2 separate regions of the Homo sapiens genome follow, and region 1 is linked to region 2. A link is an interaction called in ENCODE POLR2A ChIA-PET data of the cell type or tissue named here. Cell type or tissue: MCF 10A. All regions are shown on one strand. Links, peaks and the distances in the headings refer to the core of each region. The heading gives the core; the rest is flanking DNA.

What was found. Peaks named below come from ENCODE experiments on the same cell type or tissue, not always from the same donor. Only the 100,000 strongest peaks of a DNase experiment are listed, where the experiment ranks them.
Region 1: POLR2A ChIA-PET joins it to region 2 with 10 read pairs; 3 of 35 experiments call an interaction of 5 or more read pairs at or near these places.

The regions. Positions count from the first base shown.
Region 1 is chr7:29,602,998-29,607,642 of GRCh38, reverse strand. No RefSeq gene overlaps it. Among named protein-coding and RNA genes, the nearest start is that of PRR15, 41 kb to the right of the region's middle. In MCF 10A, for the core only: no CTCF peak of the experiment used is centred there; a DNase peak (open chromatin) is centred at 1,272.
Region 2 is chr7:29,535,902-29,543,339 of GRCh38, reverse strand. All of the region lies in intron 1 of PRR15-DT (PRR15 divergent transcript), which reads left to right. Among named protein-coding and RNA genes, the nearest start is that of PRR15-DT, 24 kb to the left of the region's middle. In MCF 10A, for the core only: no CTCF peak of the experiment used is centred there; a DNase peak (open chromatin) is centred at 3,689.

The DNA.
Region 1 (4,645 bases), core at 1-2,500, 66 kb before region 2:
AATTCTTTCACTGTCAAAATGTTTCATGGACACCAACATGACGTGTGGTTTGTAGTTTTCCAGCAATTCTAGTTCTCTTGTCAGAACCACTTCTTTCCCCTGTGTTAGCATGGGTCCTTTGAGGGAGCAGGACCCATGAAACTGGGCAAAGCCAATCACCAATCCTATTCCTCTGGTCACAATGATTGACTCAGAGATGGCCAAATGACCTGTTTGTAACCACGGAGACAGAATGAGACTTTGCTGAGAAGCCTGGGAAAGAGTCAGGCTGCCTTCTGCTGTCCAGGTGATAGAGTTGAGAGCTAGAAGCTTCTGCAGCCTCTCTCTAAACCTAGAAAAGAGCTGCTCTGTGGAAGCTGAGCTGAGAGACGGAGAAAGTTCCCAGTGCATCACTAGAGCCATGTCTTTCCCTAGACTTTTCATTTAAATGAAATAATCACCTTTTCATGTGTGAATCCAGTTTGAGTTGGGGTTTCTACCACTTGCCACTACGATATCAACACCTGCCACACAGGATTGTTGTGTAGATGTAATAAGAAATGAAAGAATCCACAAGGAAACACCTAGCACAGCGCCTGGTTTAGGGATGTGCTATGAGCCCCACCCATCTGTGCCAGCAGCGGCAGCCCCAGGAGCGGTCTCACTAGGATGTGAGCTAGGATGCTCAAGGAAAAGCACCAAGCTAGGTCTGAAGGTCTGAAGGTTTGGGAAGGGCATAGAGACCTGCAGAAGAGGAGAAAAAAGGGATGGGAGTTTCAGGCATGAATGTATAACACACACTTGGGGTACACTGAATAGACAGACCAGTGAATAGAATGAGGACTCATGGACAGGAAAATGGTCAACCAGCTGGCCAGGCCGAGGTCTGGATTACTGCAGATCTAGGGTGCAGCTAAAGAGCTTGGACTTTTCCTGTAAGACACAGAGAAATATTGCTGCCTGACTTGACCTGACATATCAGCATTAATCTGACACTTCCCTGGCTACACTCAATGACTTGTCAGAGAGTACATTTCCGAGGCTCCTGCAGTGATGAAGGCCAGACATAGCCCAGGCCTGACCCAGAGAGAGGGCAGTGGATGGAGGGAGAGGCCAGCCTTGGTGCAAATGCTGTGTTCTCACACTGTGCACGTAGTTCGGCTCATGACCTCTTCTGTGCAGGGGATGAAATACTAGCCTTGAAACACCAGATCCCTTATTAGCCTTTGTCCCTGGGCAAGAAGAATGGAGATTCCAGGGCATTTGCTTTGTTTGGCTTGTTGAGTGATTATCAGTTTTCTGTTTCTGTTCTCTCACCACACCCTCTGACTCACCCTGTGTGCTATAGGCGTGGACTTCTTTTCAGAGCTTTATAGCAAATTTCTTTTTCTTCTGCAAATATCTCTTTTTAAATAATGCATTCAACATAATTATAAAAACACTCTTCTGATGTGAAAAATTCTCCACATATGCAGATAAGAAGGGCTTATTTTGAAAAGAAGTCCAAAGCTAGGAACATACAGGCAAGTGTTTTGAATTATAAGAATTGATATGGTTAATTTCATGTGTCAACTTGGGTGGGCCATAGTACCTGGATCTTTGGTCAAACATCACAGGTGTTTCTACGCAGGTATTTTTTGGATGGGACTCTGAGTAAAGCAGATTACCATCCATAATGTGGCTGTACCTTATCCAGTCAGTTGAAGGCCTTAAGAAAAAAGATTGACCTCCTGCTAAAAGGAGAGAATTTTGTCAGCAGACTGCTTTTGGATTTAAGCTACAGCTCTTCTCTGGGCCTTCTGCCTGCCAGTTCGCGCTGCAGAATTTGGACTTAACAGCTGCCATGCTCATGTAAACCAATTCTTTAAAATAAATCTCTTTATCCCTGCATATTTATACACACACATACATGCTATTGATTCTGTTTCTCTGGAAATCCCTAATACAAGGATAAATTTTTAAAAATTCCTACAAGCATTTTGGTTGGGAAATCAATGACTCAAACAGCCCTACCCCCACCAAAAAGTAGGAATAACAGAATATAGAGTTCTCTTTGCCATCCTTAATTGTGATTTTTGCTTTCTTTTTGACACTTGTTATGTAAGAGATTTTTGTCAATTTCCAAGAATAGCTTTTCAAATTTAAAATTTATTTCTTTATTTATAATTTTCTAGTATTAGAGAATGTAGACTGTATGCTTTCTGCTTTATGAAAATTTTAAGAATTTTTCTTATGGACTCATAGAAGTCTCACTGTTACCACAATTTTTGTAATGTCTCATAAATAGTTGAATGAATAGTATATTCTCTCTTTGTAGGGTAGGGACTTTGATAGGATAGAAAATTCTATACATCTACTAGATTATTGAAATACTCAATAACCTTTTTTTATTTGTCTAGTAAACTGTCAGATATGGAAAGTGATATAGTGAAATAACCTCCATAATAGTCATCCTCTGATTTCTCATGCATATGAACTATTTGGCTTTATACATGTTGGTACTGTATAAAGATACAGATAAAGTATATATAGATAAAGATTCTTGGATACAGGGGCATATTTTTCTATAATATAATATAATTTAATAATGTTAATATGACCCTACTTCATATTTTTTTTACTTGAATTAGATCTTGTTTAGAATTAATATAACCTCCTCCATGTAGTTAACTTTGTTCTCTAAAAAATTTTGCTTTGCTTTCTTCTGTTTCATTTTGTTTCAAGCCTCTTATAAGCAGTAACTGTGATTGCATTTTAAAAGTCTTTGTTATTTAACTCTCAGACTTTAATCCATTTATACTTATTCTTGCAATTAGTATGATTAGTTTTATTTCTTTTTTATGCTTTCTGTTATTTAGACTTCTTTATTCTTTATGGTTGTTTTTCTATATAAACTATATTTTGTTTTTAATATAAAAATTAACATTTAAAAATTATAGTAGTTTTAGCAATATTATTTAATCCATAGTTTTTTGAATCATTAATTCCATTTGAAATGATGTTTTTGACACCGTCTCTATTGAGACACACCATTTTGTACCTTTCTACTTCACTATACCTTCTCCTTCATGTTTTCTGTGTTTATATGATCGGCCTCTCACCCCAAGCCACTGTGTGTGTGTGCCTTGTGTTCCAACCCCGGGAGTGCCCTTGGGATGCTTTCCACTCCTGTTCTCCATCTACTCCATCAGTGGGCTCTCATAGCACCTCTTACTTTCCTTCATAGCATTTATCACAGTTTTTAAAAATTACACATCCATTTGATTAATACGTATATACCCTATGAGGGCAGATACCATGTCTGGATTGCTTACCATGGTAACTCCAGCTCTAGGCAGAGTAGCAGGCACATCAGACAACAAACTAATATTTGTTGGGTTCATGAATAAAGAAATGAGTGAATAACTGCTTATGGAAGCATAAATTGGCCAACATCCTGAAAAACTACACAGCACAATATATCAGGAGACTTAAAGATTGCATATTTCTGCATACAAAATCATACTCTTAGGAGTCTGTCACGGCGAAATCATCAGAAACAGGCACAATGATTTGTGTATAGTTGTTTATGAAAATGTTTTAAAAATCATTATTTCTTTTTTTGTATGCTTTCAGAAGTAATCATGCTCACTATAAAACATTCAAATAGGGCCCTGCATGGTGGTTCACGCCTGTAATCCCAGTGCTTTGGGAGGCCAAGGTGGGAAGATTGCTTGGGTCCAGGAGTCCAAGACCAGCTTGAGTAATGTAGCAAGATCCTGTCTCTACAAATTTTTTTTTTAACTTAGTGAAACATGGCGGCACACACCTGTAGTTCTAGCTACTTGGGAGGCTGAAGCAGGAGGATCACTTGAGCCCAGGAGTTCCAGGCTGCAGTGAGCTATGATTATGCCACTGTACTCCAGCCTGGGCAACAAAGAGACACCCTGTCTCAAAAACAAACAAACAAAAAGCATTCAAATAGTGCATCAATATAAAATGTAAAAAGCAAAATTATATTATCATATTCAAGATATAGCTATTATTAATTGATTGGTATAATTTTCTCCAAATAGTTTTCCTTGCATATATTGACATTATTATAAGAATTTTTATAGTAGTTTTTTCCAAAAATGGGATTTTAGAAACATATTTAATCTTCCTTAATGATTCAAAATGACACTATTTGCCTCTCAAATATATTCCTAAATACATATAAATCCATTTCAGTATACCATGATATATTTCCCCCAAACTCTGTACTGCTCTACACTCTCAGCCAAGGAGATCAACAGAGCAGGTTCAATTGTTCACTCTTGGCCAATGAGGGTTTGTGCTCCCTACTGCAACTGCTTTCAGCCAGTGAAATCTCCATAGGTCTATCAGAATTGTTCCATAAGATATGTAATTTACATTCCTGTGACTTCTCTTTCTTTAATTACTTTTAAATTCTGGCAGAAAGTGTACCTTTCTATTGACTAGCAAAGGGTTTATGGGTGATTGTGCTGCACCTGGCCCAAAGAAATAGATGAGAATCGTGCCTGATGTTGGAAATGTTATGAACATTCAAGGTACTTTAATGTAAATGGTAGGGGAAACAGAAGATAGAGATTAACAGACAATTAGTGATTGTGGAAATTCTTTGACATTATGAAGAGCATCATAAACAACACGTTAGCCTAGAAGG
Region 2 (7,438 bases), core at 2,161-4,660:
TTTACTGGGAGACTTTTTACTACAGCTTCGATCTCATTACTTGTTATTGGTCTGTTCAGGTTTTGGATTTCTTCCTGGTTCAATCTTGGCAGGTTGTACATGTCTGGGAATTTGTCCATTTCTTCTGGATTTTCCAATTTATTGGCAAATTAGCCAATACATTTGTTGTTCCAATTTATTGTTCATAGTAGCCACTAATGATCCTTTGATTTTCTGTAGTATCAGTTGTCTCATTTTTTGTCTCTGATTTTATTTTTTTGGATCTTCTCTCTTTTTTCCTTAATTAGTCTGGCTAAAGGTTTGTCAATCTTGTTTTATTTTTCAAGAAACCAATTTTTTGTTTCCTTGATCTTCTATGTTGTTTCTTCATTTCAATTTCATTTATTTCTTCTCCAATCTTTATTATTTCTTTTCTTCTACTTATTTTGGGTTTTGTTTGCTCTTGCTTTTCTAAATCTTTTTTAATTTGAAAAGGAGAGGAGACTTTATTTCTTAATAAAGCGTCACAGCCTGCGAGATGCTTTTCTAGTTCTTCAAGATGCATTGTTGGCTTGTTTATTTGAAGTTTTTCTTTTTTGATGTAGGCACTTATAGCTATAAATTTTCCCCTTAGTACAGCTTTTACTGTATCCCACAGGTTCTGATATGTTGTGTTTTCATTATTTATTTCAAGAAATTTTTCAATTTCCTTTTTAATTTCTTTAATGACCCACTGGTCATTCACGAACATATTGTTTAATTTCCATGTATTTGTATAGTTTCCAAAATTTCTCTTGTTACTGATTTCTAGTTTTATTCCACTGTGGTCAGAGACAATACTTGATATTATTTCAATTTTTTTGAATGTTTTAAGACTTATTTTGTGACCTAACATATGATTTATCTTTGAGATTGATCCATGTACTGAGGAAAAGAAAGTGTATTCAGCCATTGGATGAAATGTTCTGTAGATATCTATTAGATCCATTTGGTCTATGGTGCAGACTGAGTTAAATATTTCCCTGTTGATATTCTGTCTGGAAGATCTGTCCAGTGCTCAAAATGGTGTATAGAAGTCTCCAGTTATTACTGTATTAGAGTCTCTCTCTCTTTCTCTTTAGCTGTAGTAATATTTGCTTTATATATCTGGGTGCTCCAGTGTTGAATGCATATACATTTAAAATTGTTATATCCTTTTGATAAGTTGACCCCTTTATCATTATATAGTGACCTTCTTTGTCTCTTATAGTTTTTGTCTTGAAATCCATTTTGTCTAATATAAGTGTCGCTACTCCTGTTCTTTTTTGCTTTCCATTGGCATGGAATATCTCTTTTCATCCCTTTATTTTCAGTCTATATGTGTCTGTATAGGTGAAATGTGTTTCTTGTGGGCAACAGATAAATGGGTCTTGTCTTTTTTAAATCCATTCAGCCACTCTATGTCTTTTGATTGGAGAATGTAATCCTTTTACATTCAATGTTATTATTGATAAATGAGGACTTATTTCTGCCATTTTGTGATTTGTTTTCTGGTTGTTTTGTGATCTTCTTGTCTTCCTTTAGTGAAGGTGATCTTCTCTGGTGATATGGCTTAGTTTATTGTTTTTTGTTTTTTGTGTATCTGTTATATGTATTTTAGTTTGAAGTTACCATGAGGCTTGCAAATACTATCTTATAGCTCATTATTTTAACAAATAATTTGTTTATACAAACACACTCATTATTTGTTTGTATAAACAAATAAGCAATAAGAAAACCAATAAAAACTTTATACCTTAACTTTGGTGCCCCACTTTTACCTTTTTATTGTTTCTATTTATACCTTATTGTACTGTCTATGTCTTGAAAAGCTGTTGTAGTTATTATTTTTGATTGGTTCATCATTTAGTCTCTCTTAGCTTAGAGTAGTTTACTCACTGCAGTTAGTGTTACAATGTTCTGTGTTTTTCTGTGTACTTGCTATTACCGGTGGATTTTGTACCTTCAGGTAATTAGTTATTGCTCATTAATGTCCTTTTCTTTATGATTGAAGTACTCCCTTTAGCATTTCTTGTAGGACAGATCTGGTGTTGATGAAATCCTTCAGCTTTTGTTTGTTAGGGAAGTCTTTATTTCTCCTTCATGTTTTAAGGATATATATAGATTTTATATATATATATATAGTTATATATGTTATATATATGTTATATACATTATATATAACTATATATGTTATATATATGTTATATATATATTATATATAACTATATATGTTATATATATGTTATATATATATTATATATAACTATATATGTTATATATAGTTATATATATTATATATATAACATATATATGTTATATATATTATATATAACTATATATATATTATATATATATAGTTATATATATATAATTTTTTTTTACCAGATATACAATTCTAGGGTAAAACTTTTTTTGCCTTCATCATTTTAAATATGTCATGCCACTCTGTCCTGGCCTGTAAGGTTTCCACTGAAAAGTCTGGACATATTGGACTTGATTGTGTGTCACTTGTTTCTTTTCTCTTGCCTCTTTTTGGATCCTTTCTATATATTTGATCTTTAGGCATTTGACTATTAAGTGCTTTGAGGTTTTCTTCTTTGGGTTAAATCTGCTTGGTGTTCTATAACCTTCTCGTACTTTGATATTGGTATTTTTCTCTAGGTTTGGAAAGTTACCTGTTATAATTCCTTTGAGAAAACATTCCAGCCCTATCTTTTTCTCTGCATCCTCTTTGAGGCCAATAACTCTTAGATTTACCCTTGTGAGGCTATTTTCTAGATCCTGTAGGCATGCTTTATTGTTTTCTTATCTTCTTTTGTCTCCTCTGATGTGTATTTTCAAATAGCCTGTCTTCAAGCTCATTAATTCTTTCGTTTGATCATTCCTGCTATTAAAAGAATCTGATGCATTCTTCAACATGCCAATTGCATTTTCAGCTGCAGAATTTCTGCTTGATTCTTTTATTTGTCTTTGTTAAATTCATCTAATAGAATTCTGAATTCTTTCTCTGTGTTATCTTAAATTTCTTTGAGTTTCCTCAACACAGCTATTTTGAATACTCTCTCTCTGAAAGGTCACATATCTCTGTTTCTCCATGATTGGTCCCTGATGCCTTATTTAGTTCATTTGGTGAGGTCATGTTTTCCTGGGCTGTCTTGATGCTTATAGATGTTCATCTGTGTCTACGCATTGAAGATTTAGGTATCTGTTACAGTCTTTGCCTTGTGAGTTTGTTTGTACCTATCCTTCTTGTGAAAGCTTTCTAGATATTCTAAAGGTCTTGGGTGTGGTGATCTAACTGCATCTTCTTTAGGGGGCACCCCAAGCCTGGTAATGCTGTGGTTCTTGCAGACTTGTACAGGTACTGCCTTGATGATCTTGGATAAGATCTGCAAGAATTATCTGGATTACTAGGCAGAGACTCTTGTTCTCTTCCCTTACTTTCTCCCAAACAAATGGAGTCTCTCTGTTCTGAGCCACCTGAAGCTGGGGGTGGAGTGACACAAGCATCCCTGTGGCCACCACCACTATGACTGTGCCAGGTCAGACTTGAAGCCAGCACAGCACTGGGTCTCACCCAAGGCCTGCTGTAACTACTTTCTGACTATTGCCTAAGTTTGCTCAAGGCCCTGGGGCTCTACAGTCAGCAGTTGGCAAAGCCAGGCCTGTGCCCTTCCCTTTAGCGTGGCGAGTTCCCCTAGGCCCCTGGGCAGGTCCTGAGGTGCAATCTGGGAATCAGAGACTAGAGTCAAAAACCATAGAAGTCTACCTGGTGTTTTATTGTAGTGTGGCTGAGCTGGCACCCAAACCACAAGATGCAGTCCTGCTCACTCCTTCCTCCCCTTTCCAAAGACAGAGGAGACTTAGCCCATGGCCACTGCCACCACAGGCCCATGGGGAGTAGAGCCAGACTACCACTGATGTTCCTTTAAGGTCCAAGGGCTCTTCATTCAGCTTGTGGTGAATGCTGCCTGGCCTGGGACTCACCCTTCAGGGCAGTGGGCTCCCCTCTGGCCCAGAGCAGGTCCAGAAATGCCATCCAAGAGCCAAATTCTGGAATTGGGGACCCCAGGAGCCTGGAGAGTATGCCTGTGACCAAGCTGGGACCTAAGTTGCAAGACAAGGTCCCCTTTGCTTTTGAGACAAGCAGAAGGAGTCTCACCCCATAGCCACCCCAAGCAGGAGTCTCACCCCATAACCACCACATCTGGGAATGTGCTGAGTCTCACCTGAAGCCAGTAAGTCTCAGAGTGTCACCCAAGGCCCTTGAGATAGTTCCTGGGTATTGCTGCTTGTTACTCAGGGCCTAGGAGCTCTTCAGTTAGAAGGTGATGAATGCTGCCAGTACTGTGTCCTGCCTTTCAAGGCAGCATGTTCCCTTCTGGCCCAGGTTGTGTCTAGAAAAGTCATCCATAAGCTAGAGCCTGGAATGGAGGCCTCATGACTCTGACCAGTGCCCTATTCTGCTGTGGCTGAGCTGGTATCCGAGATTTAAGACAAAGTCTTCCCCACTCCTCACTCTCCTCTCCTCAAATGGAAGTAAGGGAGCCGTGTGCTCTGCAGCCTGGGGTTAGGGGAGGGGTGATGCCCGCACTCCCTTAGTTGCTCCAGCTGCTGTCTCAGCAGGTCTCATACCCCATACCCAGTCTACTGGCTCTGGGCCCAGATCAGCACTAGGACTCGCCTAAAAGTTGCAGTCCTTGTGGCCTAGACTGCCTTTCACATGTATTTAGAGCCCCAGAGCACTGCTAGCCTGTCGTGATGAGATCTGTGGGAACTCAACTTCCAACTGCTAAGATTGGCGATTCCCCTCTGGCTAGAGCTGGTTTAAGTGCTCCCTCTGTGGGCAGGCATCAGCTGAGGTTTTCCTTTCTGCTATAAAGGGGCAGCAGTGAGTTCAATGTCTCACAATTGCTGCATTCTCCCTCTTCTAGCACACAGAAATGCTCTCCGCACCACACCGCTGCTGCCAGGGAGGGATTCAAGACTTTTTCCTACCTGTTCAGTGCCTCTTTCAGCCATACAGAGTTAAAGCCAGGTACTGTGAGTGCTCGCCTGATTTTTGTTCTTATAGCGTGTGTGTGTGTAGACAGTTGTTAAATTGGTGTCGTTTCATGGTGGTGAGGGTGCAATTGGTGGAGGCTTCTATTGTGCCATCTTGGTCTGCTTCCTCTTGCTCATTTTAGATCTTTTAATCAGTTGTGATTTTTTCACTGTGAGCTTATCTTCAGAGGGGCTAAGTTTTTCCCATGAGAGAGTTGCGTGGTCTGTATTAGTGCGTATCCTTCCTCTGCCAGCACCCAGAATATCAGTCCAGGACTAATTCTTGTGTTAGCTTCTCTACTTGGGCTTTCTCCTACAAAATGGGCAGTATAAATTAGGACTTCAAAGATGCGTAAGTTCTTGGTTTGATTTTACATGGAGAAATAATTTTTTTAAAAAATCCACCAGTACTCTTTTCGTCAAAGGGCTACATTTTCCTGGTCTTTATTTACCTAGGTGGCAGTTCTTTTAGAAGATCCTGGCTTTATGCAGTGGTTTCAGTTCCATGTTCATACTTGGTACAGACCTAAATTTCATCTCCTGTTAAAAACTAAGCTCTTAGTTGTGAATTGGGTCAAAACTGCCCCATGCCCCACCATGGGTGCTCCTGCAGAGTCGGCTTAATCACCTCCCATACTGGATTTCATTTCTGTCTGGGATACTGGGATTCACTTTCTTTCTTATGGAATTAACTGTGCAGTTAGTTTTTAAATTATATTTTGTTCAACATTTTTAGATATTGGTAATAGGAGAATTTTTATGTTTCACTGTTTTTACTTTCTTCATTCATTTAACAACTATTTTTTGAGCACCTGTAGGCATCAGTCACTGAGATGTATCAATGAATGAAAAAGACAAAAACTTTGCCCTCAAGGTGTTCACATTCCTGTAGGGAATTATGGCAGTTACCGATAATAAATAAAAATAAATAAAATACTTATTAGATAGTAAGTGCTGTACAGAAAAATAAGCAGGGGATTAGAGTGTATATGGGAGGCATTACATATATATGTAAGGGGTATTACAGTTTAACAACTTTTAACAGATTTGAAAAGAAAATACAAAGATTACAGTAGAAATTAATGAAATGGAAAACAAAGTAGAAGCAATTAAACGAAAAGCTCAGTATTGTAAAAAAATAAATAAAATTGTAAACCTATAGGACTAGCAAAGATAAAAAAGATAGGAATTACCAACATCAGGAATAAAACAAGGGCTGTATACAGATACTGAGGCTCTTAAAAGGATAATAAAAAAAGGGAATACTATGTACAATTCAACCTACATAAATTCTGTAACTTAGATGAGATGGATCAATTCCTTGGAAAGCACAAACTCTGAAACTCACCATATATGAAAGATATACTCTGAATAGTCCTATAGCTATTAGAGAAATGAAATCCATAATTAACTTCCAAAAAGAAATCAGACTCAGTTTTACTGTTGAATTCTACTGCACATTTAAAGAAAAATTAACACTAATTCTATACGACCTCTTTCAACAAATAGAAGAAGAAATGATTCTCAATTCATTTATCAGTCAGCATTACCCTAATACCAAAACCAGACAAGGACATGCCAAAAAAAAAAAAAAAAGGAAAAGAAAGAAAAACTAGAGACCAATTTTTTTAGATATGGAACTGTCTCAATAAACTATTAGCAAGTCAACTCCAGCAATATATAAAAGGAATTATACACAAACACTATGTGGGTTTTATTCCAGGAAAGCAAAGTTGACTCAATATTTGAAAATAAATGTAATTTGCCAAAATAATGAGCTAAAGAAGAAAAATCACATGATTTCAATTGATGCAGAAAAAGCATTTGACAAATTTAACACCCATTTGTAATAAAAATCCTCAGCTAATGAGGAATAAAGGAGAACAGCATCTATGAAAAACCTACAGCTAACATTCTTAATTATGAAATACTAAACACATTCCCCTAAGAATGAGAACAAGGCAAGAATGTTCAGTCTTACCATTCTTATTCAACATAATGCTGAAAGTTCAAGCCAGTACAATAAGGCTAGAAAAGGAAATAAAAGGCACACAGATTGGAAAAGAATAAATAAAACTCCCCCTGTTTGCAGATGACATGACTGTCTACATTAAAAACACCAAAGAATTCACAAAAATGCTCATAAAAATGTGAGTCCAGCAAAGTTGCAGGATCCAAGATCAGCACACAAAAATTATACAAATTTCTTTATACTAGCAACAATCATGTGGATCCACAATTATGTAGAAACAGAAGTTAAAACAACACCATATACAATCACTCCCTCTACTCCCTGACTGAAAAAAGAGAAATGCTAGGTATAAATCTAGCAAAACATGCAAAGAACCTCTATGCTGAAAATTATAAAACACTGCTGAAAGAAATAATGAAGATC